2 separate regions of the Homo sapiens genome follow, and region 1 is linked to region 2. A link is an interaction called in ENCODE POLR2A ChIA-PET data of the cell type or tissue named here. Cell type or tissue: PC-9. All regions are shown on one strand. Each heading gives the region's core, and the rest is flanking DNA. Links, peaks and the distances in the headings are about the cores only. Region 1 overlaps CHD2 (chromodomain helicase DNA binding protein 2). Region 2 has its middle 62 kb from the start of CHASERR.

Region 1 (14,989 bases), core at 3,896-11,895, 160 kb after region 2:
TCTTGAATTCTCATGTAGTTTAGCTGCTTGAACACTTTACTATGATTTCAGAGTGTAATTTTTGGCAAAGCTGGGATATATGATCAATTTTAACATTTTCAATGATTCAGCAAAATGTTTTTCAAACAAAATTATTATATAAATAAATTTTTGGTTTGTGTGACACTTTAAGTGATAGTTTTAGCCACATTAGCTAAGAAGCATCATTTTTCTGCAGGAGCTTATTATTGGGTGACCCGTGGTCCTATTTCCTAATCTCTGCAGTACCTACAGAAACAGAAGTAAACCCAGCCTCCAAGCACAGGTTGGGTTTTCGTCTTTCTCCTTTTAGGTCCTGGCAGCCATTCTGATCCTTGGCTAAACCTGGACAGCCCTTTGAATCAGAAGCTTGTAACCTTGAGTCTGTAACTGGAGAGCTCAGGTCGAGTAGGGTAGGGTGTGCTTCTTAAGCACAGCTTCTTCATAGCGCTTTGCCAGTGCTTTGCAGTTATTTTTACTCAGTGGGTGTTCAGGTGATAAAGGTTCCAAGTCTGCTGTTCTATTCTGAGTGTAGCTGATCTTCCTATCTTACAGTTTTCTTGTGGTTTATTTTTACAGCGTCTGGATGGTTCCATCAAGGGAGAAATCCGAAAACAGGCACTGGACCACTTCAATGCAGATGGGTCTGAGGTATACTATGCATGGCTTTGTTATTTGAGCAACTTGGGCTCTGCATCAAGGGGAAAGTCTCTCTCGCTTAATGTATTCTGTTTCAGAAACAATTTATAGTGCAATTCTTTTGCCTTGAGAAGAAAATGAGAAATCTCTCATATAAAAGATGGTGTTTTGTTGTCACTCCAGAAAAATAAATATGTGCTTATTTATCTCCCCTGTTCTGGGTTGACAACAGAGTGGTTCTCCTGGTAGCTTCCAGATACCAAATCCTTGGGCGTGGAAGAGCAGTAAGGCAGGAGTAGGGGAGAGTTGGGCAATAGAATTAATATAAGAAGGTTCTGATCTCTGTACTCTTTTGGTGACTAAGTCCTGAAAAATATATTTGCCATGTCTCAAATTTGTTGGACTTCTGATACAGTGTGGCTTAATGTTCTTGCTCTCGCTAACAGCAACATTTTACAATCAGTGTCGAGCTTGGATTTGGCATTATGAAGTATTTTGTTTGGGGGGCACATATAGAAGAGCTACTTAGGATGAAATAGAAGGTATGACAACATTGTAGTTTGTGCATATCAAATCATCAGATGCCATGGGATTTGAGAGAAGTGGGAGAGAAAAGTTTTGGTGTGAATAAAACTGTAATAATGTGTAGAGCTAAAGGAAGCAGTGGAGACAACCTGAAGTAGAAGTGTTTCACAGAGAATGCTAATTTCTGGAGCCTGAGCCACTACTTTTTTTTTTTTTTAAACAGATAGAACAGACTTAGCTTTCTGAAGAGCTTTAAAAACTCTTGATGCCTGTGCCTGTTACTACAGAATGCTCTGCTGTCTGCCTTTAGAGTGTAGAAATCCTAGTTAGACTAGTATTCTGGCTACTTCTGTAGTCTAAACATTTACTTCTTGAGGGGCTTGGGGCATTAATCTATTCAGAGCCAAGGCTCTCGTTCATTAAGGATAAGAGGAATGGAATAATTAAAGACATCGGTCATCAACTAATTCCCATTCCTCCTTTCCTTGCTCCTTGTTTCCTCAGCTGTAAAATCACAATGATTCTGATACCCCACTTCATAATATTGCTCTGAGGATTAAATTTGGTAATCAACATAAAGCACTGATCACATTGCCCAGTGCATAGTAAGCGCTCTAAATATCTGCTATTTTTATCATGTAGTGTTGGTTGAAATTGGTTTTGTGTTCTCCACTCTTAGTTTAAAAAATAGTATGAGTCGAATGTTTCATATTGCCCTGTCTCAGGGGAAAAAAAAAATTGCTTTTTGCATAGCTCTCAGTTGATTCCCACTCACTATGATGGCTATATAGAACACAAGTTCTCTACCATTTCTGCAGTATTTTAAAAATTCCTTTAAAAAACTAAATATTTATTGTGGGACAAAATATTATATGCTTACTTAGAATATTGGGAAGATGGTAAAGAATACAAAGAAAAAAACAATTGTACCCCTCATTCTAGACACAACTTGCTGTTCACGTCTTTGGGGTGTATTTCCATTCCTACTAGATGGAACCATTTATATGTTTACCTAATTCGGATCATGTTGCATACAGTTTTGTTCCCTTCAAAATTATACTTTGAGGCTAGGCGCGCATAGTGGCTCACACCTGTAATCTTAGCACTTTGGGAGGCCAAGATGGGGGAGGATCACTTGAGACCAGGAGTTTGAGACCAGCCTGGTCAACATAGTGAGACCTGTCTCTACCAAAAAAAAAAAAAAAAGTTTCCCCATGTTATTAAAGATTTTACAAAATTTAATTTCTAGGCCCATAGCAAGACCCTATCTCTACAAAAAATTAAAAAATGAGCCGTGCATAGTATTGTGTGCTTGTAGTTCCAGCTGTTCAGGAGACAGGCAGGAGGATCCCTTGAGACCAGGAGTTTGAGGCTGCAGTGAGCCAGGATTGCCCCACTGCACTCCAGCCTGGGTGACAGAATGAGACCCTGTCTCAAAAAAAAAAAAAAATTTTTTTTTTAAATTTCTAAATTTTTCTTATGCTTGTACCATTTATTTATTTAACTACCTTACCGTTAGTGGCATTGAGTTTTATAATTTTTTAACCTTTTTCAACTTGATCATAGATGCAGACGACATATTATAATCCACGTTATCCTTGCTAAAGAGTGATATAGCAGATTGTTGGTTGATAGGATCTTTTTGACTCCAGATTTCATTTGTTTTAGATATCTCATCTTAAATTGTCCACTGTTTATCTTTAGACTTCTCTTTGGAGTGTGGTGGTGCTTAATATTTCTCTTAAGAATCACAGATTATGTGCCTGGACACTCCTGTTGATCACTTCTTTATTGGAATTGTTTAATTAAAATTCTTGTGAAGCAGCTGTCTCCATTTTTATTTCTATGGCATAATGTTGTTGAATGTGACTATTAGAACATGGAGACCTTTTCATTGCATCTCTATGTGTATGCTAAATATACCCATTTATCAAGATGGAACTCAGGACTACCAGTTTTTCAATGCTGCTTCTCTCTGCTACAAAGGCATCAGCTTTTGACATATATGATTAAATTCCCTGAAAATAGAAATATTTCACCTTTTCCCCCCGGCTTATATATTTTATTCTTTTTCTCCTGCCCCCATATTTTTCTGAGCACTCAGACGCAGGCAGGTGTGCTGTGCTTGCCCAGTGTCTACTGTCATTGCTGTGGATACTGCAGTGTCAGTGCCTGGGTGGTTCCACACATCGCTCTCCAGCCAAACCTGTTTTGATTTTTTTATAATTTTGGCATGTTTTGTGGTAATTGAGGATCCTGTGGTTCTCAACACTTACCATATATGATCTCTTTAGTGCAGTGTTTCTATATTTCTCGCCAGCCTAACAAACATAAATATTTATATAATAAAGTATCTCTGTTTATACTAACTGACTTACATGGCATAATCTACCTTTTCCCTAAAAATAATTATACAGGTGACTTCCTGGAGTTAATGATCTCCATGATAATTGTTTGTCTGTTTTTATTATTGTTGCTGTTAACTTCTTGTATATTAGTTGTAGCCGGGAGGTAGCACTAATTCTCTCACTCCCATTGCCTTATTAGAGTCTACTCTACTCCTGTTCATGGCACTGACTTTGCCTCTTAATCAAATGAAAATTCATTCTACCATCAAGTCCCTGACATTCTTTTAGCCTCCATAAAGTTTGTCCATCATATCTCACTTTTCTTCACACCTGCAGGGGTTTCCAGGTGTAAGGGCTTATTGGACTGTGAAACTGTTTCTGAGAAGGCCACTGCATAAAGTAGTATATTGCATTGTGTACAGGACTTCTGTTTCCTGCTCTCGACAAGGGCTGGTGGCCTGGGAATCAATTTGGCTTCAGCGGACACAGTCGTCATCTTTGACTCTGACTGGAACCCCCAGAATGACTTGCAGGCACAAGCCCGAGCGCATAGAATTGGTCAAAAGAAGCAGGTCAGTATGGAGAGGCTTCTGGAAATTGCTTTAGGGTTGGGGGCCAGGGGGCTTGTTCAGCCCTTTCAGGATGTTAATAAAATGCTTTTTCCCTGTTTTGCTTTTATTTCCCCTGAAGCATTGATTTCTGTTTGTTAACTAGCACAGAGATGTTGTCTTTGGGCCCAAGATGAACCTATTAAGGAACTTTTCTTTTTCTCTGTTTGAAAAGTACAACATCAGCGACCTTCTATGTGTTTATCTTGAGAGAGATATATGATGAATAGACTTAGAACTGAACATTTTCTCTATTTTAGTATGGAAAAGTTAAATATCCTATTGTTCAAGATGGTTTGTTTTTATTATACATGACAGTGTTAGCTTTAAAGGTACTTTGGAAAACCACACACTTTTTTGTTTATGAATCTTAAAGTCTGTTCTATATTGGATAACCCGTAAGTTTCATTCTTGGCCAAAGATTCTGTTTTTGTGGAACTTTCCATCACTGAAGCACGATTTTTATTGATGGAACAGGCCATAACGACAGATCTTTAGAGGCAATTTTATTTAAGACTGTAACCTGCTGCACATAGTAAAAGTATTGCATCTACTTAAGCTGCCTGCTTGGATGGCTTACAGTCTTCTATGGTTAGAGAATAAATTCTGTTAAAATTTTCCCCTCTTGGGTTTTGACAGAGCTAATCCTTCTCTCTTTTTTTGGGGGGGTTGGGGGGTGGTTCAGGCATAAGCATAACAGTTCCTTTTCCTACAGGTAAATATTTACCGCTTAGTTACAAAGGGGACTGTGGAGGAGGAGATCATAGAACGGGCCAAAAAGAAGATGGTATTAGATCATCTGGTGATTCAGCGCATGGACACCACTGGCCGGACGATCCTGGAAAACAACTCAGGAAGGTCCAAGTAAGTGCCAGGAAGATTGGGAGGTAGGCAGAATCAAATTGATTCTACATCACTGTTGGATATAATAGGATTTTCTACCACAGACATTAGTCTGTTCATTACCTGGAAGATGCCAGGCCAGAACCACAAATAGGATAGCATTTTCACTTTGAGTTTCTTGGTTCCTTTTTTTGCCCATCACCCCCCTTCTTATGTGTTTTCCTCTCTTTCTTGCCCTCTCCCTTACCTTTGCTTTTGGCTGCTCATGTGACATATGACACAGCAACAGCAGTGGAGTTGTGTGTTGGGTGTCAGCCTAGCATAATGTCACCTTTGACTTTTCTGCAGTGAGAATCCAGATTGGATTGGCAGCTGTTTTTTTTTTTTACTATTGGCAAAAATGTTTGTGTGGAGATTGTTGTGCTTCCAGAAGGGTGTAAAAAGAAAGTAATGAAGTTTTAATTGGCTTTGGGAAGAGGCACAGCTACATCTCCTATAAAGTTTAATTAGCCAGGCATGGTGGCAGGCGCCTGTAGTCTCAGCTACTTGGGAGGCTGAGGCAGGAGAATGGCGTGAACCCGGGAAGTGGAGCTTACAGTGAGCCGAGATTGTGCCACTGCAGTCCAGCCTGGGCGACCGATAATAATAATAATAATATCAAAATAATAATATCAATATTATCAAGATAATAATGATATCAAAATAATAATAAAAATAAGTTTACATTTTGAGCAGATTGTTGAGTGTCTTCTGTGGTGGTGTTTCAGCTATGTTTTTTGTTTGTTTGTTTGTTTGTTTTTGAGATGGAGTCTCGCTCGGTCGCCCAGGTTGGAGTGCGCTGGCACGATCTTGGCTCATTGCAACCTCTGTCTCCTAGGTTGAAGTGATTCTTGTGCCTCAGCCTCCCGAGTAGCTGGGACTACAGGTGTGCACCACCACACCTAGCTAATTTTTTTTTTCTTTTTTTTTTTTTTTTTTAGTAGAGACAGGGTTTTTCCATGTTGGCCAGACTGGTCTCAAACTCCTGACCTCAAGTGATAGGCCCACCTCAGCCCCTCAAAGTGCTGGGATTATAGGTGTGAGCCATTGTGCCCGCTGCAGCTATGTTAAAGGTGTATTCAAATTAGCCCTTCCTAAATAAAATGTTTTCAGATAGTTTTCTGTTTAAGAGGAAGCTAGATGAGAAAAGCCTAGCTCTTTTATTTTGGACCGGGGTTGAGAAGGTTGAAAATTCTTGGTGAATTATAACTTTCTGAGTAAAAGGCCAAAGGAAAGAGCTCCATTCTATAACATTGCTAGTCACCTTTCTGGCTTACCCATGCAATAGGTGAACCAGTAGGACTGTAACTAATTTTCTATTCTGCTGGTTTAGGGTTACCATCACAGACTCATCCTGTAGATAGAAAATGCGATGTTTGAGAAATCATTTTTCTTGAGGCAGAGTTTATATTTTCAGCAGTTAACTTGACCTCTTTCTGAAGGATAGTTATTCTGAAGTAGAACACTTTAGAGGTTATTTGATGTTTCTAACAACTACATTTTACTTCCACAGCTCAAATCCTTTTAATAAAGAAGAGCTGACAGCTATTTTGAAATTTGGAGCAGAGGATCTCTTCAAAGAACTGGAAGGGGAGGAATCAGAACCTCAGGTAATTAACAATGAGGAGAGGGAAATTTTTTTGAGAAGTATGATCTGTGAGAGTCTAACTTTTCTGTAAGAAGATTCTGTTAGAGGCTTTTGTAAAGAAAAAGTAATTACTTGAAGGACAGTGTGTTTTTCTTTCGTAGGAATCTCATAGCTCTTACCAAATTGAGTAGGAAGGAATTAATAAAGCATTCGAGTATACTTTTTTGGGTTGTTTTTTTCTCCCATTTCTGTTCGTTTTAATTTTTGAAGTTTCACCTTGTCATTTGTATAAATTATAGTTTGAGACATTAGATGTAAAAGATGTAGAGTTGAAACTGAAAGTAAATGAAATATCAGAAAGGAGAATTGGTTTATTTGCACCAAACATTTTTAGTAAATACGAATAATTTCTGGGCAACTAGGCAACTCATCTGTTGCCATTTTATTCTATTCGTGTTGGCTTTTGTTCTTTTAGGAAATGGATATAGATGAAATTTTGCGGTTGGCTGAAACGAGAGAGAATGAAGTGTCAACAAGTGCAACAGATGAACTTCTATCACAGTTTAAGGTATGAAGATCTTTGTGGGAGAGAGTTCTCAGCATTGATTCATTAATGATGACTAATGTTTATGAACGCTTTCTTTGTGCTAGGCGCTCTGCTTTTCTCTTTACCTGAATTGAGTCATATCCTCAATATTGTTCTCTGAATTGTGAGTATGTTGTGAATGTAGGTTCTACAGTCCGCACGAAGGTAATCACTGAAGTGGGCTATCCTATGTAGAGTCAGTGTGTGGCGGAAAAGAAATCACTGAAGAGAGGGCTAGGTAGAGAGCCAGGACAGAGTGTAGAACCAGGACGTGTGGAGCACTGTGGGACACGTCAATAGATCAGATGCCAAAGAGAGGTCAAAGATAGGAAAAGAGTAGATGACAATTAGAAGGTTCTGATGACTTGGTGAGATTTTAGTTTGTTTTTTGTTTGGTAAGTGAGAGAAAGAGGTGTCAGTGGTGTCTCATATAACAGAAAATTACATGAAATGAGGACTAAACACAAAAGTTGGGCACCAGACGAATAGGAGGTGGCAGCACAGAGTATCAATGTTATTAAAAAGCTTAGTGAAAGAGTACAGGGATGCTAAATTATATGGCTAGAAGGTTGAAGCAAGACAAGGTTTTTGAAAGATGTTACCATGTTTCTAGTTTGAGGAAAGAACTTGAGTATAGGGAGATATTGAAGGTTCTCAGGAAGGAAATGATTTGATGGCACATTGCCCCAGAGGAGACTGGAAGGGATACAGTCAAAAGCACAGATGGAAGACTTGGCCTTGGAAAGAAAAAGGACAAGTACACTTTAGGGAAGAGGAGGAAAGAGATGCTGTGGGAGTTTAATTTATGCTCTTAATGACTAGTAAAGTAAGTGAGGTGTTTGCTTGAGAAGTGGAAAAGATTTGGGACAGCCATGGATGAGGCAGAAAGTTGTTGGGAGGAACCTGATAGGGAGTCAGCTGAATTGAGATGATACAGCTTTGCCGTGGAGCCAGTCAGCAGGGTCATATGACTTTCTCCAGCAATACTTTTGAGGTCAGAGAAATTGGATCAGTTGGCTATCCCAAGGTGGGAGATTGGCTTGGGAGGCACAGGAAAGTCAAAATAGCAAAGGTTTTCAAGATTCATGTGACAGCTTGGAAGGAAGGATTGACCATGGGTTGATTCCATGGAGGTAGAGAAGCAAGAGAGACCTGATGATTACAATGATGGCTAAGTGTAGTATGCCCATTAGGATTGAATTGAATTAGGGGAAATTGTGTGAAGTGTTTGGAAGGAAGCAATATTGTGTGATTAGCTCCAAAGCTGGCCACTGGTAGAAGTTGTTTCAATGGAAGAACAAGGATGGAATTGAGTGGGCCAGAGAGCCCTAGATTAATGGGTTAGGATGCAGAGGATGGGGTAGAGAAGGGGGAAGGTGATTTATTAGTGTTCGTCATAGTCGGTTTGGGCTCCTGCAGTAAAATACCGTAGACTGGGTGGTTTATAAACAATAGAAATGTATTTCTCACAGTTCTGAAGATTTGAAGTTTGAGATCAGGGTGCCAACATGGTCAGGTTCTGGTGGAGGCTCTCAGGTTGCAGACTGCTGACTTTTCTTATCTTCCCATGGTAGAGAGAGAGAAGCTAGAGAGCTCTCTGGGGGTCCCTTTTATAAGGGCAGTAATCCTATTATGAGGGCTCTACCCTCATGACCTCCTAACACCTTACATTGGGAGTTAGGATTTCATCCTATGACTTTTGGGAAGAACATAAACATTCAGTCCATTGCACTGTTTCAGCTCAGTTCCACCTCTGTGACTGCTGCTCCTTTCTTCAGCAATAAAAACCTGCACTTGTGTAACTCTTACTGTGTTTCAAGCACTATCTTAAGTTAAGGGCCAGAGTCTGGCCTTTAACCACGATGTCCCTTTTGGAAAAGTTAAATTCCTTACTGCATGAACCACTAACGTATGTGCATATTTACATCAATCTTAATTTTAGTTAATTTTAGCCAAAAGTCATAAAGTAAGAGTCTTAACTTGACTTCACTGTTGGCTCCAAGGAATGGAGCCTCCAGAAGCTCATTTATACCTTATGACTGTCTCAAAGGCTAGGAGGGAGGGAATAAGAAGAATGCGGAGCCAGGCTGGGGGCTGCCTGCCACTGCTCAGATGCTGTCCAGAGGTGGTAGATGTTTCTGTGTACTCCTCCTCTGGTTCTTTGAAATGGATACACTTAGATGGCTTTCTTTCTGGGATACCTACTGTTTTAGTACAAATACATATCGGATATTAAATAATATTTGATAAGAAATGAAGAGAATATTCTTCTAGATTTATTTAAATTTTTTCTGTTTTATGTTTTCATTTTATTTCCTAAGACTAAAGTGCACTTGTGAGCATATGAAATCACCACACATCTTTAACTTTCATATTTTTGATAAAAATGAATAAAGCAACCAGTTGGCTAGATGATAATGAGTGCTTTGAGTTATGCATTGTTTCAAATGAACTCTATACAACTTATAGAAATGTAAGTTCATCATGGAGTATTAGGTATTAAGCATTTTAAAATCTAAATAAATCTAAATTTTATCATTAGTATTATATTTATTAGAACATGTATATGATTTATAACAGCTCATTCAATAAAACTTATAAAAACAATTTGTATCTTTGTAGCTGTTTCTCTGCTTTTCAGTAAAATTTATGATGTGATGAACTTGAGGACTTGACAAGTTGATTTTTGGGGGTATAAAGGAAAAATTAATAGAAAATTGATTATCTGATTATGTAATATCACAAAAGTCCTATTATTCACAGTGTCTACTTAGATAAAAACACTGGATAAATTGTTTTAGTAGATGGTGTTTAGAAATAGGGAAATGTCAGACAATGGGTTGTCTGTTTTAAGGTTGCCAACTTTGCAACAATGGAAGATGAAGAAGAGCTAGAAGAGCGTCCTCACAAGGACTGGGATGAGATCATTCCAGAGGAACAAAGGAAAAAAGTAGAGGAGGAAGAGCGGCAGAAGGAGCTAGAAGAAATTTATATGCTGCCTCGAATTCGGAGTTCCACTAAAAAGGTGATCAAGTGAGATGAAAGATATGAAATTATTTCTTATGTTGTGAATGCTACAGAAGTGTTGATTATTCAAAGAAGAGGCCTTGCATTGTTCCCCTGACACAGAGGCTTCAGGAGCAGAGTTGATACTGTAGGAAACTTAACAAAGGAAAGTGGAGAAATCTGCAGAGCTCCTGAGCACACCTGTGAGACATCGGATTTGGTCTTTGCAAATTGGCTCTTTGTGAAGCTGATAAACAGGGTCTGAAATTTCCAGAAGTTTGCATTTTGCCTTTGAGTAGTCCTCACAGTTTGGCTGTTAATTGCCACTGCCTTCAACTTTCAGAAAGTCACACCTCTGTTTGTCCATAACAGTTCACAGCACTTGATATAAATACTTAGTAAAGGATTATATAACTATAAATAAGAAACATATACCAACTTGACAGTTCACAAAGCTCCATCACAGACACTATCTAATTTGATTTTTGTAACAACATTGAAATAGGTAGAACAAGTTTTTTTACCCATTTTGTTGGAGGTAATAGACACAGATTTGTTCAAGGTCACAGTAAATCAGTATGAGGTAACACTAGCTACCATTTATTGAGCCCTTACAATGTGCTAGGCATACTTCTAAGTGCTTTAACTTACTGAAAACCATCTGTTATAGGTACTATTGTCTTCATTTTTCAAATGAGAAAATAAAGGCACAAAGAGTAAAATTACTTGCCCAAAGGAGTAAACATGAACCTGTTTTATAATGGGATATTGTAAAAATATTCATATATTTTTAATCCAGTTCACTTATCGTTATATTACAATGTCTCTGAAAGTATGACTGTCCTAAGTGGGTATTTCTCCAAGACCTGTCTCCCCTTATTTGTCAAAGGAAAATTGACTTGTCTGATATGGTGAGAAGTTCTGAATACTAAAGAATTAAGATGGCCTTCTCTTAGTCCTTTCACCACTTGAACTTCGCACTTGTTACAGTGTGACTTTGCCTCGATCTTTCTCAGGCTCAGACAAATGACAGTGACTCTGACACTGAGTCTAAGAGGCAGGCCCAGAGATCCTCTGCTTCTGAGAGTGAAACGGAAGACTCTGATGATGACAAGAAGCCAAAGCGCAGAGGGCGTCCGAGGAGTGTGCGGAAGGACCTCGTGGAGGGATTTACTGATGCAGAGATCCGAAGGTTGGTGGAGGCTCTGTTCTCACTGAGCTTGTTTGAAAGTGCGTACTGTAAGTCTTGGGTTGACTGGATCCTGGACATCGTGACAGGGTAGGCAGAGGCTAATACCTACAAAAAAGGAAAGAGAAGCTGGGTCCTGTCCCAGATCTGTAGGATGATCCTTCCTTCTCCAAGGTTTCTTTCTGTTGAGATCACTTTTATTTGTTGTTCATCTCTCTATTTCTCTCTTATTCTCTGGTTATTCAGAACATTTTCACAAAGTTCAGCTCGGGGAAGGAGATAATTGACATACATGTATATACAGACTTATGTATCTGTATATAAAAGAAATATCAAAAATAAAAATGGTACAAATAAGTCTACCCTCACTACCTCTCCCCTCCGCCACAATCCCACTTCCACCTGTGTTAGTACTGACATCAGTTTGCTAGTGGTTTGCTTTGATTTATAAGTAGTATGTACAGCATGTTGTTCAGCACCTTGCTTTCCCCGATCCCATTTAAAATCCATTTTAGACATCTTTCTATGTGAGTGATTACTATACATTTCTTGGTATCTGATTCAAATGTCTCTATCCTCCATAAAAAAATCTAAAATTGTTGCTTACAAATTATTTTTTTTCCAGTTTCCATCTTTTTTTTTTAAGCCTGAAGAAAATAGAAAGTATAAAGATGGTTTTAAGGCCTAATCCATATTATAATTATATTAAATAGTCCTTTAAGTTTCATGTATTTGAAACTGTGAGGTGTTTCTTTTCACTTAAAGGTCACACCTATTCTTCTTTCTTTGTTTAATTTACTATGGAAAAATAGAAATATTTCAAAATACTGACAGAATAGCATGTAACACATCCCCTCTTGTGCTTATCATCTTAACAATTTTGAATTTGTAGCCAAAATTGTATGTATATATACACACCCCACCTCTTCTTGCTCCCTATTCCCAGTATTATTTTGAGAAGAATGTGTTTTCTGCTATGGGGCAGTATGTTCTATAGCTGTATTTGGCTTAGTGTTTTTCAGGTCTTTAATTTCTTCATTGATTTTCTGTATAGTTGTGGTTATTTTGGTAGAGTCAGAATCTTGCTCTCTTGCACAGGCTGGAGTATGATCCTATCTCACTGTAACCTCACACTCCTGGGCTCAAGTGATCCTCCTGCCTGAGTGCCTTTTTCACTCAGCCTCCCAGGTAGCCAGGTCTACAGGCATGTGCCACCATGTCTGGCTAATTAAAAATTTTTTTTTTTGGTAGAGACAAGGTTTCATTATGTTGCCCAGGCTGGTCTCAGACTCCTGGCCTCAAGTATCCTCCTGCTTCAGCCTCCCAAAGTGTTGGGATTATAGGCCTGAGCCACCGTGCGCAGCCTAGTTGTTCTACCCATTATTGAAAATGGGATGTTGACATCTCTGTTACTCTTATATGATCCATTTGTTCTTCAATTGTTAGTTTTTGCTTCATGTGTTTTTGGACTCTTATTAATTGTATATATTTTTTATAATCGATAGGTCTTGATTGGCCTTTTTATTGTAACATGTATTTCTGTCTGTAGTAACAATTTTTGTTTTAATTCCTATTTTCAGTTTGATATTAGTATAGCCACTCCAGCTTTCTTTTTGGGTATTTGAAATTTTAAAAAATGGTATTTGGCCAGGCATGGTGGTTCACGCCTGTAATCCCAGCACTTTGGGAGGCCAAGGCAGGCAGATCGCTGGAGCCTAGGAGTTTGAGACCAGCATGGTCTCAACATGGCGAAACCCTCTCTCTACTAAAAATACAAAAAATTAGCCAGGTGTGGTGGTACACACCTGCAGTCCCAGGTACTTGGGAGGCTGAGGCTGAGGCACGAGAATTGCTTGAACCCAGGAGGCCAAGGTTTGCAGTGAGCCGAGATGGCACCACTAAACTCCAGCCTGGGTGACAGAGCAAAACTCTCTAAAAGAAGAAGGAAAAAAAAAAAAAGATGGTATCTTAAAATTTTTTAAAAATATTTTTTCTGCCAATCTCTTTTTTTTGATTGCAGTATTTAATCTATTTACATTTAATGCAGTTATTATAAAGTAGGAATTATGTCTGCATTTTGCTATTTGTCTTCTATATGTCATGTTTTTTTTGTTTATTTCCCCATTACTACTTTCCTTTGTGTTAAATATATAATATACCATTTTAATTACCTTAAAAAAAAAACTTTTTTTTTCACTTATTTTCTTAGTGGTTGCCCTAGAAATTACAAGTAACATCTTAGAACAATTTACTTTGAATTAACATCAATTTAATTTCAATGGCATTATAAAAACTTTGCCCCAGTTATAGCTCACCATCCCCATTTGTGCTGTTGTCGCACATTACATCTTTACACATTTTAAACCCATCAATGCAGTTTTATAATTCATACTTTATATAGTTAGTTGTCTCTTTTTTTTTTTTCTTTTGAGACGGAGTTTTGCTCTTCTCACCAAGGCTGGGGTACAGTGGTGCAATCTCGGCCCACTGCAACCTCCACTTCCCAGGTTCAAGTGACTGTCCTGCCTTAGCCTCCCAAGTAGCTGAGATTACTGGCTCCTGCCACCACGCTGGCTAATTATTTTTGTATTTTTAGTAGAGATGGGATTTCACCATGTTGGCCAGGCTGGTCTTGAACTTCTGACCTCAGGTGATCGGTGTGCCTCGGCCTCCCAAAGGGCTGGGATTAGAAGCGTGAGCCACCCACACCCAGCCTAGTTAGTTGTCTTTTAAAATCAGATAGAAGGAAAAGAGTTACAAAAATGCATGTATACTGTTTTTATATTTACTTACTCTATTATTCCATGGGTGCTCTTATTTCTTCATGTGATTTGAGTTACTATTTTATGTCCTTTCATGTCTGCCCAAAGGACTCTCTTTTAGCATTTTATTTTGAGGCAGGTCTGCTAACAATGGATTCTCTATTTTGGCTTAGCTCGCACTGTTAATTTCATCTTCATTTTTGAAGGAAAGTCTTAATTTCTTTTTTTCTGTTTCTCACGTGGGATAATCTCAATTGGCCTATCTTCAGATTTGGCAGTTCTCTCTTCTTCAGGCTAATATCTGCTGCTGAGCCTCACCAGTGATTTTTTTTTTCATTTCCGTTATTGTAGTTTTCAACTCTAGAATTTCTATTTCACTCTTTAAAAAATGTCCGTTTTTAAACAGCATTTCTGTTTCTATTGATATCATTTTCGACCTTTCTTTTTAATTCTCTAGGCAGACTTTTTTTAACTCTTGTAAATATTTATAATAGCTGATTAGCATCCTTGTCTTATAAGCCTACATGCTAGACTTCCTTAGGGATGGTTTCTATTACCTGCTTTTTTTCCTATGTATACTTCATACTTCATACTTTTTTTTTTTTTTTTTTTTTTTGAGATGGAGTTTTGCTCCTATCACCCAGGCTGGAGTGCAATGGCGCGATTTTGGCTCACTGCAACCTCCGCCTCCTGGGTTCAAGTGATTCTCCTGCCTCAGCCTCCCGAGTAGCTGGGATTACAGGTGCCCACCACAATGCCCAGCTAATTTTTATATTTTTAGTAGAGACAGGGTTTCACCATGTTGGCCAGGCTGGTCTCGAACGCCTGACCTCAGGTG
Region 2 (14,989 bases), core at 2,790-10,789:
CAGAACCACAATAAACGTGAGAATTTTTTTTTTACCTAACCAGCACTGTGCATCTGAGATTAAAATCTGTTACCAGAGATTCATGGTGATCCTTTCAAAGCAGCTCTAGATATTTTTGTTTGTTTTATCATTCGTATTTCATAGCTGATACCTAAAGCAGATAATGATGAATATTTTACATTTCAATTGTTTTAAGGAACACTTGACTTTGAACAGCTTGTGGAAGCTATAGCTCTTAGAAGCCTGTCTCCTTAAAGCTGAAATTTCATATCTGCTACTGATATGACTGAGGAAGAAGAGAGGGAGGAGAAGAAGAAAAAAAGTTCTTTTTAATCTCAAGGGCCTTTGAAAATATCCTTTTACTGAGGTACAGTTACTGCCTAGCAATGAAAGGAAAACGTCTTGTAAATTTGCCTCTTTCCTCAGTCCTTCCAGAAATGAAAGAGGCAATCTATAGGTTGTCTCATATCCTAGACTGTAGACCCCAGAGTCTTTGCTGCTAAATTGGCAAGTTCAATAGTCTTTTTTTTTTTTGAGACGGAGTCTTGTTCTGTTGCCCAGGCTAGAGGGCAGTGGCACTATCACGGCTCACTGCAACCTCAGCCTCCCAGATTCAAGCGATTCTCCTGTCTCAGCCTCCCAAGTAGCTGGGATTACAGGTGCCCACCACCGCGCCCGGATAATTTTTGTATTTTTAGTAGAGCTAGGGTTTCACCATCTTGGCCAGGCTGGTCTCAAACTCCTGACCTCGTGATCCACCCGCCTTGGCCTCCCAAAGTGCTGGGATTACAGGTGTGAGCCACCACGCATGGTCTTCAATAGTCTGTTATTCCAAAATTATACTGTACTTGCCACAGCCATTCCTTTGCTCTCTCCAAATCATTTAGAGAACACAGAATAGTAAAGAGGAATAAAACAAAGGCATGAATAATGGGAAAAAATTAGAAGCGAGTACATGATCATCTTAAAAACAATCCCAGAGAATGCAATGCTCTTTCCTTGGGCGATCAGTTCTGACCACACCCTTTTTTTTTTTTGAGACGGAGTCTCCCTCTTTCGCCCAGGCTGGAGTGTACAATCTCAGATCACTACAGCCTCCACTTCCCAGGGTTCAAGCAATTCTCCTGCCTCAGCCTCCATAGTAACTAGGACTACAGGTGCGTGCCACCACGCCTGGCTAATTTTTCTATTTTTTGGTAGAGACAGGGTTTCACCATGTTGGTCAGGCTGGTCTCAAACTCCTGACCTCAAGTGATCTGCCCACCTCGGCCTCCCAAAGTGCTGGGATTACAGGTGTGAGCCACCAACCCTGGCCTCCCCCTATATTTTTAACCCTGTTTTCTCATGGGCACATTCCAACAGGGTTAGGGCTCTAGGCCTATGTATCACTACTAGTCTCCCCCAAATTTCTCTTCCTCCCCCATATCAAATAGCCCTAAAGCCTTGCTCCTGGTTCTTCCAAGGCCCTGTGGAACTGTGTTTGAGAACTGGGACTTGGGCCGGGCGCAGAGGGTCAAGCCTGTAATCCCAGCACTTTGGGAGGTTGAGGCGGGCGGATCACGAGGCCAGGAGATCGAGACCATCCTGGCTAACATGGTGAAACCCCATCTATACTAAAACTATACAGAATTAGCCAGGAGTGGTGGCACATGCCTGTAGTCCCACCTACTCAGGAGACTGAAGCAGGAGAATCGCTTGAATCCGGGAGGTGGAAGTTGCAGTGAGCTGAGATCACGCCTCTGCACTCCAGCCTGGGCGACAGAGTGAGACTCCGTCTCAAAAAAAAAAAAAAAAAAAAAGAACTGGGACTTGGGAGTCAGAGGGAGGCAGAGTTGGAGTCCAGTTCTGTCCTTTCCAAACTGTGTAACATTGAGCAGTTAATATTTCTGAGCTTCAGTTTCCTACTTGTAAATTGCAAATATTTCTTTATTTGTTCCAAGAATTGGATAAATGCTGGACAGTATGTAGTACTTAGTAAAATGCCTGGCACAAATAATAAATTCTCAATAGACGGTGGTAATTATCAATCCTGCTTCCTTAATCCACTTTCTGCCCGCTGTCAATGCCTCCTTCTCCTTTGGCCAATTGCCTCCTAATTAGTCTCCACCATGCCCGGCTAATTTTTGTATTTTAAGTAGAGACGGGGTTTCGCCATGTTGGCCAGGCTGGTCTTGAACTCCTGACCTCAGGTGATCCGCCCACCTCGACCTCCCAAAGTGCTAGGATTACAGGCGTGAGCCACTGCGCCCAGCCTATATGCACTGATTTCTAAAATACATTGTTAAATGGGAAAAAATAGGCCGAGTGTGGGGGCTCATGCCTGTAATCCCAGCAGTTTGGGAGGCCAAGGCGGGAGGATCACCTGAGGTCAGGAGCTCGAAACCACCCTGACCAACATGGAGAAACCTGTCACTACTAAAAATACAAAATTAGCCGGGCATGGTGGCACATGCCTGTAATCCCAGCTACTCAGGAGGCTGAGGCAAGACAATCGCTTGAACCCGGGAGGCAGAGGTTGCAGTGAGCCGACACTGTGCCATTGCACTCCAGCCTGGGCAACAAGAGCGAAACTCCATCTCAAAGAAAAAAAAAAGGAGGTATGAAAAACTGAATACAAAATGCATCTATTTGTGTAAAAAAAAGAGAAAGGAGTGATATTTATTTTCATTTTATTTATTTATTTATTTAATTTTGGGACAGAGTCTCGCTCTGTCTCCCAGGCTGGAGTGCAGTGGCGTGATCTTTGCTCACTGCAAGCTCCGCCTCCCAGGTTCACGCCATTCTCCTGCTCAGCCTCCTGAGTAGCTGGGACTACAGGCACCCACCGCCATGCCCAGCTAATTTTTTTGTACTTTTAGTAGAGATGGGGTTTCACCATGTTAGCTAGGATGGTCTCGATCTCCTGACCTCGTGATCTGGCAGCCTCGGCCTCCCATAGTGCTAGGATTACAGGCGTGAGCCACCACGCCTGGCCAGAGTGATATTTATATTAATGGGAAGGATGCCTCTGATGGGCAGTCAAGGGTCTGGGTGAGGAAAGATTTTCTTTTCACTGTATACTGTTTTGTATTGTTGGGAAAATGTCTAACGATTTGCATAAATATTAAATTTTTTAATTAAAAAAAAAATCTAGCATCTCTTCCTTTGGGAAGCCCTGACTGGCCCTCTCTGTTCCTTCCAGGAGTTTCTCCTTCTTTCATACTCCCAGACTTTTCACGGTGTTTACTTGTTATATTACAGCACTTATCCCATGTGTGGAAGGTTTCCCTGGGAAACCTAGACTATCTAGAAGGTAAGATTGATACCGTATTCATTTTTATGTTCCTAGGATCCATTGCAAAGTGATACACGTGCACATACACATTTTTTTAAGTCAGTTTTAATCTCTTTACATTTTTTAAGAGTTAATGGATGGATGGCCAGGCGCGGTGGCTCATGCCTATAATCCCAGCACTTTGGGAGGCCGAGGTGGGCGGATCACCTGAGGTCGGGAGTTTGAGACCAGCCTGACCAAGATGGAGAAACCCCATCTCTACTAAAAATACAAAATTAGCCGGGCGTGGTGGCACATGCCTGTGATCCCAGCTACTAGGGAGGCTGAGGCAGGAGAATCGCTTGACTCTGGGAGGCAGAGGTTGCAGTGAGCTGAGATCGCGCCATTGCACTCCAGCCTGGGCAACAACAGCGAAACTCCGTCTCAAAAAAAAAAAAAAGAGTTAATGGAAAAAGTCTCCCATCACTGATCTCTTTCACCATCACCCTTATCCTAGTCTGCTTGTGCACAGGAGACTTTGAGCTCTATAGACTCACTTTTACAATGTCACCCCAGCCTATATTATCAGACATCTCCAGCAAACCTTCCTCCGGTGGCTCCTGCTATAGCTGACTTTTCACTATGTTTTTGTAATTTGTTGCTTTTGTCTTGTTTTGTTTTTTAAATATCCACAACGTCCTCACCCACTTCTAGCCTTTATTCATGCCGTTCTCTTTACTGAGGTCCTTCCCAACTCTGCCAGCTTAGACTCCTTTGAGACCAGCTCATCGAAGTCACTTCCTCTTTGAAGTTTCTCTGTCCCCCGCCCCTGCCATCAATCTTAGATAAGCTTAACTTGATGTTTCTGCTCTCTCTCTAATCAAACTATGTGATCACTTGTCATTTATGGCAATTATCATTTTACATGTTAGTCCTCCAGACAAAAATAAGAACCCTTCAGAGACAGGGATTTTTTCTTTGTTTATCTTACTTTTCCCAAAATTTATGCCTGGCACGCAGCAGGCACTCAATAAATAATTGTTGCATGAATGGATGAATGAACAAGTTAATAGTAAGTGCTCATAATATTTGGATGGGCTGCACTTGGAGGCCATCCCTGAAGTTACTTATTAGGGGCAACACACCTGTATGCTGTGTTTGTCACATTCGCATCTTGGCTGGGCACCTTGAACTGGAGGCTTTCTGGTGTTGTTTGCCATTCTGATGAAGGTGTAGAAACCTAATTACATATGCCCTCTGTAAGTGTGTAGACCCTTAAACTAGGATTGCTAGATTTAGTAAATAAAAGTCCAAGTTGCCCAGTTAAATTTGAATCACAAACCACAAACTATCTTTTTAAATGTATGTCCCAAATATTACTTACACTAAAAAAATTATTCAGTTTATCAAAAATTCAAATTTGACTGATGTATTTTATCTGGCGGCCTTACCTCAAAGGCCAAATTTCCAAACCCTGCCTTCTTGCACTCAGATCCTGTTCTTAGATAATTTTATGAACTATGCAATTTTATCATCTTTATTAGATAGCCAGTCCTCCAACTCTCCTTGCTTTTTTACATACATTTAAACACTTTGCTTTCTTCAAAATTATTTTATTATATTTTAAACATCAGAGTTTAGCCACTTAACAGAATTGTATTTGAGAGGGCAAATGCCCCTGTATCTTTCCGCTGGCATTCTCTGTATATTTTCTTGAAGTCTCTATTCTGCAGTACGTCTTAGTTAAAGGAAGATTATCTCCAGGTATGGCGATGGGGCTGCTGTAGGCCATTAGAAACCCTGCAGAGCTGTCTGGGCTGTAAAATGCCACTTCCCTGCAGAGGAAAGGTGGGAGTGACACTACCCAACCCGGTCTCTGCGCCGACCTAGCTTGGCAGCCATTACATATTATTATACATTAGGCTTTCCACGACTTTTGCAAAAGTTAGAGCCACCAGGTGATCTGAAAGAAGGCATTTTCAGATTTCAGTTTCTTAGTACTGGTAAATGAGCATCAAAACCAAAAATGTGGGCACCAACTGCAGCTGCACATATTTTTGTTTTACAGTCACAGTTCCTATCACATTAAATCGCGTTCCCTTGAAGCTTCAAAGTGGATGACAGTTCTACACTACAACCTTTTCATTGCACGTAATTAATTTTCCCTGTGATAAGTCGCCATCCCTTCAACATCCAAACTTGAAAATTACCGGCTAACACTGTCCCTAGGTGTCTAAACTCATGCAAAACATTTGTTTAGTACTCAAATATCACAGCTCCGCATTCTGAAAAACATGAAACGTCCGTCAGAAATTACTAAGAAGTGGTGACTGGAATTTCGGAGCATTTACGTTAGGGAAAAAAGGGATATGTTAAAAGGGGGTTGGGGTGGAGGTGCAATAAATGTGGCTGAATATGGCTGAGAAGCATGGGGAAAATGGCTCAATCCGGGAACGAAAAATCAATTTGCCAAGGCCATGATAAGACTGGAACATCTCTGTCCTCTATATTTCATGAGAAGCCATCCTGATGGCCACAGTCATGCCTGCCATCAGAGCAGGGTTCAGGAGGAGTGGACGGGTATGCCTGACAGCAGATTACAGCAAACAGACATCTACCACCGAGCAAACCATCAGAGAAGGCACCCAGCGAAGGGCTGTATCTTTCATCTTTGGAAATGGACTGAAGAGATATTTAATGTGTCAAGAGCTCTACTTCCGGGAGACCAATATTTCTTTTTTATTCAGTTATTTCAAGGAGGGCTCCCAGTAAATTTTGCTTGGTAAGGAGATTAATTTCAGAGCCATGGACTCCCGTAGGATATATCCTGGATGTTTACGTTGCAAAAACCCGGGGCATTGTTATTTATTTCTTCTGTCAGAAAAGCAAGACAGCAATAAACTACCGCTTAACTTGTAAATCACAGAAGTGACTAACCTGAACGAAAGTAATTTGAGGACAAAGGAAGAGGGATTACTTATTCTACTGTTAAGAACTGATCTACAAAGAGATGATACGTTTTCTGATCATGCTTAGCTTCTCAAATAAGTTAATTCTTTTTTCTGGTCATTCCTGGTAAGCTATAATTTGTCCATCCATTTGTCAAAAATGAGTTATCGTTGCTTCAGGACCCATTCATTTTTTAAACCTGTTACACAGTCAGTGTGACTTTGTGAAGTTGTTTCTTTTGTTCCGTTCCCGTGTTGAGTAGCTCTCTTTTGCCCGAGTCAATATTTTAGGGTTTATTTTAGTTTGGTTTGGTTTGGGGTTTTTTCTTTTTTTTTTCCCTTAATTTGAGGAAGCCTATTCTCCGACACTATTTGCCCAGTTAGAGACTACTGCTACCCTGGGAACTGTCTTCGACCTGAATTTTATTTCCTCTAGGAAGACAGGATGGAAACCCCATTTCACGTTTTGGCTTCCCAGGAGCCGCAACCCAGGCCGACCAGCGCACAGGTTTCAGGCAGGAAATGTCAGGGCGCCTTTAAGAGGAATCTGCGGTAATTTTCCACCGCCCCGCCGACGCGGCGGGATGCTGGGCGCGGCAAAATGCGGCTGCGCGGCAGGGCGCGCGCCTCCGTTGCCAGGATACCGCCTCCTCCACCCCCGGCGCCCAGGGCCCTTTTGTTTCCAAGATGGCCTCCGAATCCTGTTTTAGTGCGCCAGGAACAAAGCCAGTTGCACACTGTTGAGCTTAGCGGAAAGCAAGAGTTATATGGCTGGCTTTCAGCCTGTTCAATGTCAATATTTATTTACTGTTACAACCTTACAAAAATCCGTTCAGTTATGTTGTCTGGATGAGAAAAATCAAGGGAGTGCCACCAGGTGTGTAAGCCATGGTCTCAGCCTTTCTGTGGCAGGGCTTTTGCATTCGTTGTTGCTTTTGATAAGAATTCTGGCTTTTCTTGTTAAACTAGCTCAGGAAGAAGTCTGGGCGATGACGGTTAACTATAGAACCATATAATTACGTGTAGTTCAGTTTGGGTAATGATGCCCCGGGCCATGTCCACTCCCCTTTTAAAAATACTTGTTGATTTTTCTTTTTTTTGTTTGTTTTTTGAGACAGAGTCTCGCTGTGTCGCCCAGGCTGGAGTGCAGTGGCCCGATCTGGGCTTACTGCAACCTCCGCCTCCCGGGTTCAAGGGATTCTCCTGACTCAGCCTCCCAAGTAGCTGGGATTATAGGCCCCCGCCACCATACCTGGCTAATTTTTTTGTATGTTTACCAGAGACAGGGTTTCACCATGTCGGCCAGGCTGGTCTCCAACTCCTGACCTCAGGCGATCCGCCTGCCTCGGTCTCCCAAAGTGCTGGGATTACAGGCGTGAGCCACCGCGCCCGGCCCTATTTTTCTTTTTCTTGAAATATTAGTTTACGGCCGGGCCCAGCTACTCGGGAGGCTGAGACAGAAGAATCGCTTGAGCCCGGGAGGCTGAGGTTGCAGTGAGCCGAGATCGCGCCATTGCACTCCAGCCTGGGCAACAAGAGCCAGACTCTGTCTCGGGGGAAAAAAAAAAAAAAAAACTTACACCTAGATCTGATCTTATGGCACCACTATAATTATTATTAGATTATAAATTCCTTGGGGATAGGAACTTTGTTTCTTATCCATCTTTGTATCCCGAAAGTGGCTCTGCCTGTAACAAACCTTCAAATAAAGTTGCTAAGTAATACTAATTCACATCAAAAAGATACTAATTAACATTTATTCTGCCGAGCACTGCCATTAAGATAGGTACCTCCATTTTATTCCCCATTTTACAGATAGAGAAACTAAGGCTCTGGAAGGTTAAGTAATTGCCTGAGGTGCCACAGCTAGTCGTGTATGGTGGAATCCGCATCCAAACCCAAGCAGTCTGATAAGAGCCTGCCCTAAGGCAGCCATTGTGCTATATACTGCCTCTGTAAATATAATACTACTGGGAGTACATGATGTCTTCTAAGTGCAGCACTTGCAGAGTGTGAAAGCCTCTTTCCCTGAAGTACACCTCTCTTTGTTGCGAACTGACTTCTCACATTTGAATCAGGTATTAGTCATCCAGCCATTTAGATGCTTCCCTCTGAGCTGAAAGCCCCAACCCTAGCCAACCTTGGTGGCAGGGATTGGGGAAGTATAATTTAAAATTTTCTGCCAACCTATAAAGGAAAAACAAAAACCCAAAAAACAAAACAACAACAACAAAAAAACCTACCCACAAAAGCAGAAGAAAAAACAGTTCTATGATAGAATAAGCATTAAGTTCAAATGTGGTGTGCATCACAGGTCATTAGCTAGAGATTGCAAAGGACAGAAAGAAATTTCACCCTTTTACATACCTAAGCAGATATACCCCGTTACCATACATGTTTTCAAGATTAAATAGTAACCAGTCTCCAAGTAAGAGGACTTGGCAGCACCACTTGTCACAGCTAGTTCATGCAAAATGCACACAGTAATTGGTAGCTGGTAATCTGTGTTAGCTAATTAGTTTTATTTAGAGGAAAAATAAACTTACATTTTTATAACAGGAATTAGGTTTGCACCTTGAAGTAAGGCACCTACTGGAGTTAACACTCCTGCTCTCCCACAGAAACTGTAAGTAGGGATGCTACCTTCTGTGGTGATTGCATTTCAAAGAGACAGCTCCCAGGTCACTGAGTAAGACATTTCTGGGCTGTAAAGCTGGTAAGAGGCTTATTTAGCTTTTAAAAAGATTTACATACCTCTCAAAGGGTTAGAGAAAGAATTTTCCCTTACAAGTTTTCTCAAATAAATGCTGAAAGGAAGGGAGGAAGGGGAGTCTTTTTCCCTTGCTGTACCCGGGACACATTGATTTACATTTTAGATCTGCATCTGTGTCAAGATTAGACCAGCTATTCCAGTCAAAGAGTCAGCTTGCACTCAGAGTCAGCTTGTTGGCCCACCCTTTCCACAGACATAATAATGAATCAGATAGTGGGAAGCCAGGAGAAGGTATTGTCAAATGCTGGGGGTTAAATCCTCTATTTTGATGGAAACTTTTACTTCCTGGTTTCTTTGAAATTAAGCCTAATTTCTGGCAGATGCTGAAGTGAGTTTGCATGCTGCACCAGGCCACAATAATGTGTCTAAGAAATGCAGACCAGGCAACTGGCCTTGATGTTCTTTTGAGTTGTCTTCACTCCTCAGTCTGCTCTCTTCTACTCATGTAGGCACCTTGGAGATGCCTCACAAGAAGGACTTCTCTCCACTGACCTCCTGATCTTAAGACATCTTTGCTTCTAGCATCCTACCTTAGCTTCTTTTCCAAAAGACTCAGGCTACTTGTGGCTGTGCTGATAACCAAGCCTGGACCACCTTCCTTCACCATTTCTGCTGGCTTGGCTCAACCAGCAAGACAGTTCCTACTATCCTTTCCTTCTGGAATCCTTCCCTGACCTACCTTACTGCTCATGCACCTGCATCTGATTTGGTCTCCCCTGGGCTCCCAGACCACTTGGTAATTTCTCCTATTACAGCACACAGATAGTTAAGTGTGGGTAGTCATGTTTAATTCTCTAGTCCATAAACTTCTTATTTTATATTCAAAGATTTTTTAAATCTTTTTGTTCCCAGCACTTCACGGCAGGGTGCCTACATGAGTAGATCTGAGATCTTAAAACTGGTGGCCTACAGGTTGAGTCAAGCCCACCAAACTATTTTGTTGGGCTCTTTTTAACATTCGTTTTGTAAAATTTGAAGCTACATTTTAAAATCTGAATTTACATACAAATCAGAGACTTCGCCTTTTTTTTTTTTTTTTACTTTTTGCTCATCTAAAGAACAAGATACAGCAGCCAGGTGGGGTGGCTCATGCCTGTAATCCCAGTATTTGCGAGGCCGAGACGGGTGGATCACCTGAGGTGAGGAGTTCGAGACCAGCCTGGCCAACATGGTGAAACCCTGTCTCTACTAAAAATACAAAAATTAGCTAGGTGTGGTGGTGCACACTTGTAATCCCAGCTACTTGGGAGGCTGAGGCAGGAGAATCTCTTGAACCTAGGAGGCAGAGATTGCAGTGAGCCGAGATTGCGCCACTGTACTCCAGCCTGGGTGATAGAATGAGACTCCATCTCAAAAAAAAAAAAAAAAAAAAAAAAAAAGAACAAGATATGGCTACCCTATCAGCAGGTGCCTAGTGCTACTTTAGATGGTATATGAGCTGTCCACTTTGCCATAGCCTTTGCCATTCCCTGTTGCTTCTCCATTGATGCTAAGTATGAAGTGTCATTTATATTGAATCTGCACTAGTATTTTTCTTGGAGTAAAGTATTTCTAAGTACCAAAAGAGAGAAAACAAGACAAAAGCATCTTTCAAGAATAATGAGAGGGAGCCCTTTTTTGCGGGGGGGGGGGGGGGGCGGGGGGACAGAGTTTCGCTCTTGTTGCCCAGGCTGGAGTGCAATGGTGTGATCTCGGCTCATTGCAACCTCTGCCTCCTGGGTTCAAGCAATTCTCCTGCCTCAGCCTCCCGAGTAGCTGGGATATTACAGACATGCACCACCACGCCCGGCTAATTTTGTATTTTTAGCAGAGATGGGGTTTCTCCATGTTGGTCAGGCTGGTATCAAACTCCCAACCTCAGGTGATCTGCCCACCTCGGCCTCCCAAAGTGTTGGGATTACAGGCGTGAGGCACTGCACCCAACCGAGGGAGCCCATTTCTTAGTGGAAATGAAGAGTTGCCTCTGTTTATTAGACACATAAAATGTGTCTGTTTCTATTTTTCTTAAATCTAGCTGCTTTGCTCATTAAAGTTAACTTCCTGGCCTCTATAGATATTTGAATTTTTGACTCTTAGGGTCAAAAACTGAGGCATGGTTGGAGTCGTGGGGGAGGAGGAAGGAAGGATAAACAAGTTCAGCAAATGGTTAAGATTCCAAACTAGCTGGGTGCGGTGGTGGCTCATGACTATAATCCCAGCACTTTGGGAGGCAGAGGTGGGTGGATCATTTGAGCCTAGGAGTTTGAGATCAGCCAGGACAAAATAGGGAGACCCTGTCTCTATACAAAATTTTAAAAATTAGCCAGGCATGGTGGTATGTGCCTGTAGTCCCAGCTACTCAGGAGGCTGAGGCAGGAGAACAATTTGAGCCCAAGAGGTTGAGGCTGCAGTGGACTATGATTGTGACACTGCACTCCAGCCTGGGTGACAAAGACCCTGTCTCAACAACAACAACAACAAAACAAACAAATACCAAACTTAAACAGAATTCCCTAATTACCCACTTAAACAGACTTCCCAAATTACCCTTTAGCCAATCCTTTAATTTCACCTTGGACATCATTTCTAACATTTGCTGCATTTTAGTTGAGTGAGGGAAGTGTAGGGGCAGAAAAATGTGATACCTTTCTTCACCCATAGTAAAGATCACACAGCAACACTCCTATGACAAAAGACAGGTTAACAAGAGAAAAGCACGACAAATTTATCTAATCAAAGTTTTATATGACAGGGGAGCCTTCAGAAATGAAGACCCAAAGGCCCACGGAAAGCTATCCTTTATTATTATTATTATTTTTTGAGACGGAGTCTCGCTCTGTCGCCAGGCTGGAGTGCAGTGGCGTCATCTCAGCTCGCTGCAACCTCTGCCTCTCAGGTTCAAGCGATTCCCCTGCCTCAGCCTCCTGAGAAGCTGGGACTACAGGCGCTCGCCACCATGCCTGGCTAATTTTTTTGTTTTTGTATTTTAGTAGAGACAGGGTTTCACCATGTTGGCCAGGATGGTCTCGATCTCCTGACCTCGTGATCCGCCCGCCTCAGCCTCCCAAAGTGCTGGGATTACCGGCGTGAGCCACAGCGCCCAGCCGCAAAGCTATCCATTTTTATGCTTAGGGTTCATGAAGAATGGCAGGCATGTGGAAATATCAAAGCAGGTCTGAGCTAGTACTGATAGTCTGAGGTGGGGAAACCCACCAAGACCTGTCTGTTCAGATCCTTCTTGGCCTGTCTGTGCAGCACCCTTTCCTCCTGGGTATAGGGAAGGACCCCTTGCAGAACAAGGGTCTTATGATCTACTGTATCAGACAAGATAGGTCAGAGAATTTGTTTATGGCCAGTTCCTAAACAGAAAGGCAGGGGAATCCTAGAGTAGTATTTCTGGCTTCTGTGACCCACCTTGGGGAAAAGGAATTCTAGTTTCTATGGCCTGTTTTGGGGAAAAGTGGGAGAGGAAGACAGGAGGGCAAGAGAAGTTCTGAGAGAGACTTTGCTTCTGAGGCCCTTCTATCATCGTTCAGTTCAAAGTACTTGGCATGCCAAAGCACCGAACTTTCAGGTATCATTTTCTAAGCCCCAGCAACACAATACTCAGTTTCCTATAGTTACTGCCTTGGCAAAAGCCTGTGAGTTAAGTTATACATATGCATTTTGTCCTTAATGACTCCAGAAATATAGAATGCATACAAAAAAGTTCAGTTCATATGAGTAATTGGTTTTTCAGCCATTATCCACAGCACCTTATATAAGGTAGACATTATCTGCTGGGTAGAACTAAGAACTGTTTTGCAAAACATAGGAACAAGAGGCCGGGTGCAGTGGCTCATGCCTGTAATCCTAGCACTTTGGGAGGCTGAGGCGGGTGGATCATGAGGTCAGGAGATCGAGACCATCCTTGCTAATATGGCGAAACCCCATCTCTACTAAAAATAAAATAAATAAATAAATAAAAATTAGCCGGGCGTGGTGGCGGGCACCAGTAGTCCCAGCTGCTGGGGAGGCTGAGGCAAGAGAATGGCGTGAACCCGGGAGGCAGCGCTTGCAGTGAGCTGAGATCACGCCACTGCACTCCAGCCTGGGCAACAGAGCGAGACTCCATCTCAAAAAAAAAAAAAAACAAAAAAACAAAAAAAAACAGGAACAAGAAAAAAAAAATGTTAGTTTTGTTGCTATCAATGCTTACATAACAAAATGAGTGTCCAAATAAATACTATCTTTCTAAACACCAGTGATGTAAGTACTGATGCAAGTGCAAAGTAGTAATATGTTGAGGTTCTGTTTCACGTGAAATTTATTTATTTACTTATTATTATTATTTTGAGATGGAGACTCACTCTGCCCAGGCTAGAGGACAGTGGTGTGGTCTCGGCTCACTGCAACCTCTGCCTCCTGGATTCAAGCAATTCTCCTGCTTTAGCCTCCTGAGTCGCTGGGATTACAGGCGCCTGCCACCATGCCCAGCTAATTTTGTATTTTTAGTAGAGATGGGGTTTTGCCATGTTGGCCAAGCTGGTCTCAAACTTCTGACCTCAGGTGATCCACCTGCCTTGGCCTCCGAAAGTGCTGGGATTATAGGCATGAGCCACCGTGCCTGGCCTAATTTTTTGTACTTTCAGTAGAGACAGGATTTCACCATGTTGGCCAGGCTGTTCTCAAACTCCTCACCTCAGATGATCCACTCGCTTTGGCCTCCCAAAGTGCTGGGATTACAGGCATGAGCCACTGTGCCCGGCCTTCAAATGAAATTTATCAAGCTGACAAAACCGTATTTCAGAAACTACAAACATTGGTTTTAATTCCAGAGATTTAACAAAGCTTTTGTTTACACGGAAGGATTTTTTATTTATTTATTTATTTATTTATTTTTGGAAGGGGGAACAGAGTATCACTCTGTCACCCAGGCTGGAGTGCAGTGGCACATTCTCTGCTCACTGCAACCTCCACCTGCCAGGTTCAAGCTCTTCTCCTGCCTCAGTCTCCCGAGTAGCTGGGATTATAGGCGCCTGCCACCACACCCAGCTAATTTTTGTATTTTTAGCAGAGATGGAGTTTCATCATGTTGCCCAGGCTGGTCTCAAACTCCTGAACTCAAGTGATCTGCCCCGCCTTGGCCTCCCAAAGTGCTGGAATTACAGGCATGAGCCACCATGCCCGGCTGAGGAAGGATTTTTAAATTATTATTTTCTCCTAATTCTCGTAGATTAGATTTACATTGTTTGAACAAGAATCCTATCTGGTTGCACAGAATAGAGACTCTTTCTGAACACCTTGAGTGTTTGCTTTTTTTTTTTTTTTCCCGACAGAGTCTCTATCTGTCGCCAGGCTGGAGTGCAGTAGTGGCGTGATCTCGGCTCACTGCAACCTCCACCTCCTGGGTTCAAGCAATTCTCCTGCCTCAGCTTCCCAAGCAGCTGGGACTACAGGTGTGCGCCACCACACCCAGCCAATTTTTGTACTTTTAGTAGAGACAGGGTTTCACCATGTTGGCCAGGATGGTCTCATCTCTTGACCTCGTGGTCCGCCTGTTTCGGCCTCCCAAAGTGCTGCGATTACAGGCCTGAGTCACCACACGCGGCCGCGTTTGCTATCTTGTAATGCCATTATTGACTGTGGACCGATGTGAAGCCAAGGCAGAGTGTTCCACTTTGCTCCAAACATGCTGTGACATCATGAAATAAAACTCAAGTCATCTGTCCCCTTCTCCTTGCCTGGGATTTTAAAGTCATTAGGCTGGGTGCAGTGGCTCACTGTAACCCCAGCACTTTGGGAGGCCAATGCAGGAGGATTGTTTGAGGCCAGGAGTTCAAGACCAGCTTGGGCAACATAGCGATATCCTGTCTCTAAAAAATGAAATAAAATAAAATAATAAAAATTAAAGGAATTACATTTTGTTTTACTTGTCTAAATTGGCCCTTTCCAAATCTGGAGAACTACTAGAGCAGTGGTTGGGGATGGTGTTAATTTGGGAAAGCCTCAGTTGATTCTGACAAACCCTGCCCTTAAGAACCACCAGTTTGTTTT

What was found. Peaks named below come from ENCODE experiments on the same cell type or tissue, not always from the same donor. Only the 100,000 strongest peaks of a DNase experiment are listed, where the experiment ranks them.
Region 1: POLR2A ChIA-PET joins it to region 2 with 5 read pairs; 12 of 35 experiments call an interaction of 5 or more read pairs at or near these places.

Annotation. Positions count from the first base shown.
Region 1 is chr15:92,974,282-92,989,270 of GRCh38, forward strand. CHD2 (chromodomain helicase DNA binding protein 2) reads left to right here. Exons shown (of 39, transcript NM_001271.4): 20 at 598-669; 21 at 3,953-4,102; 22 at 4,854-5,002; 23 at 6,534-6,630; 24 at 7,084-7,176; 25 at 10,049-10,219; 26 at 11,217-11,392. Among named protein-coding and RNA genes, the nearest start is that of MIR3175, 77 kb to the left of the region's middle. RefSeq lists an enhancer at 6,466-7,665. In PC-9, for the core only: no CTCF peak of the experiment used is centred there; a DNase peak (open chromatin) is centred at 7,230; H3K4me3 peaks cover 1,425 bases; H3K27ac peaks cover 5,371 bases.
Region 2 is chr15:92,813,671-92,828,659 of GRCh38, forward strand. No RefSeq gene overlaps it. Among named protein-coding and RNA genes, the nearest start is that of CHASERR, 62 kb to the right of the region's middle. RefSeq lists enhancers at 6,564-7,111, 6,609-6,903, 6,725-7,390, 6,754-6,898, 11,132-11,788, a silencer at 6,791-6,850 and a cis regulatory region at 6,819-6,834. In PC-9, for the core only: no CTCF peak of the experiment used is centred there; DNase peaks (open chromatin) are centred at 7,141 and 8,251; H3K4me3 peaks cover 2,865 bases; H3K27ac peaks cover 5,535 bases.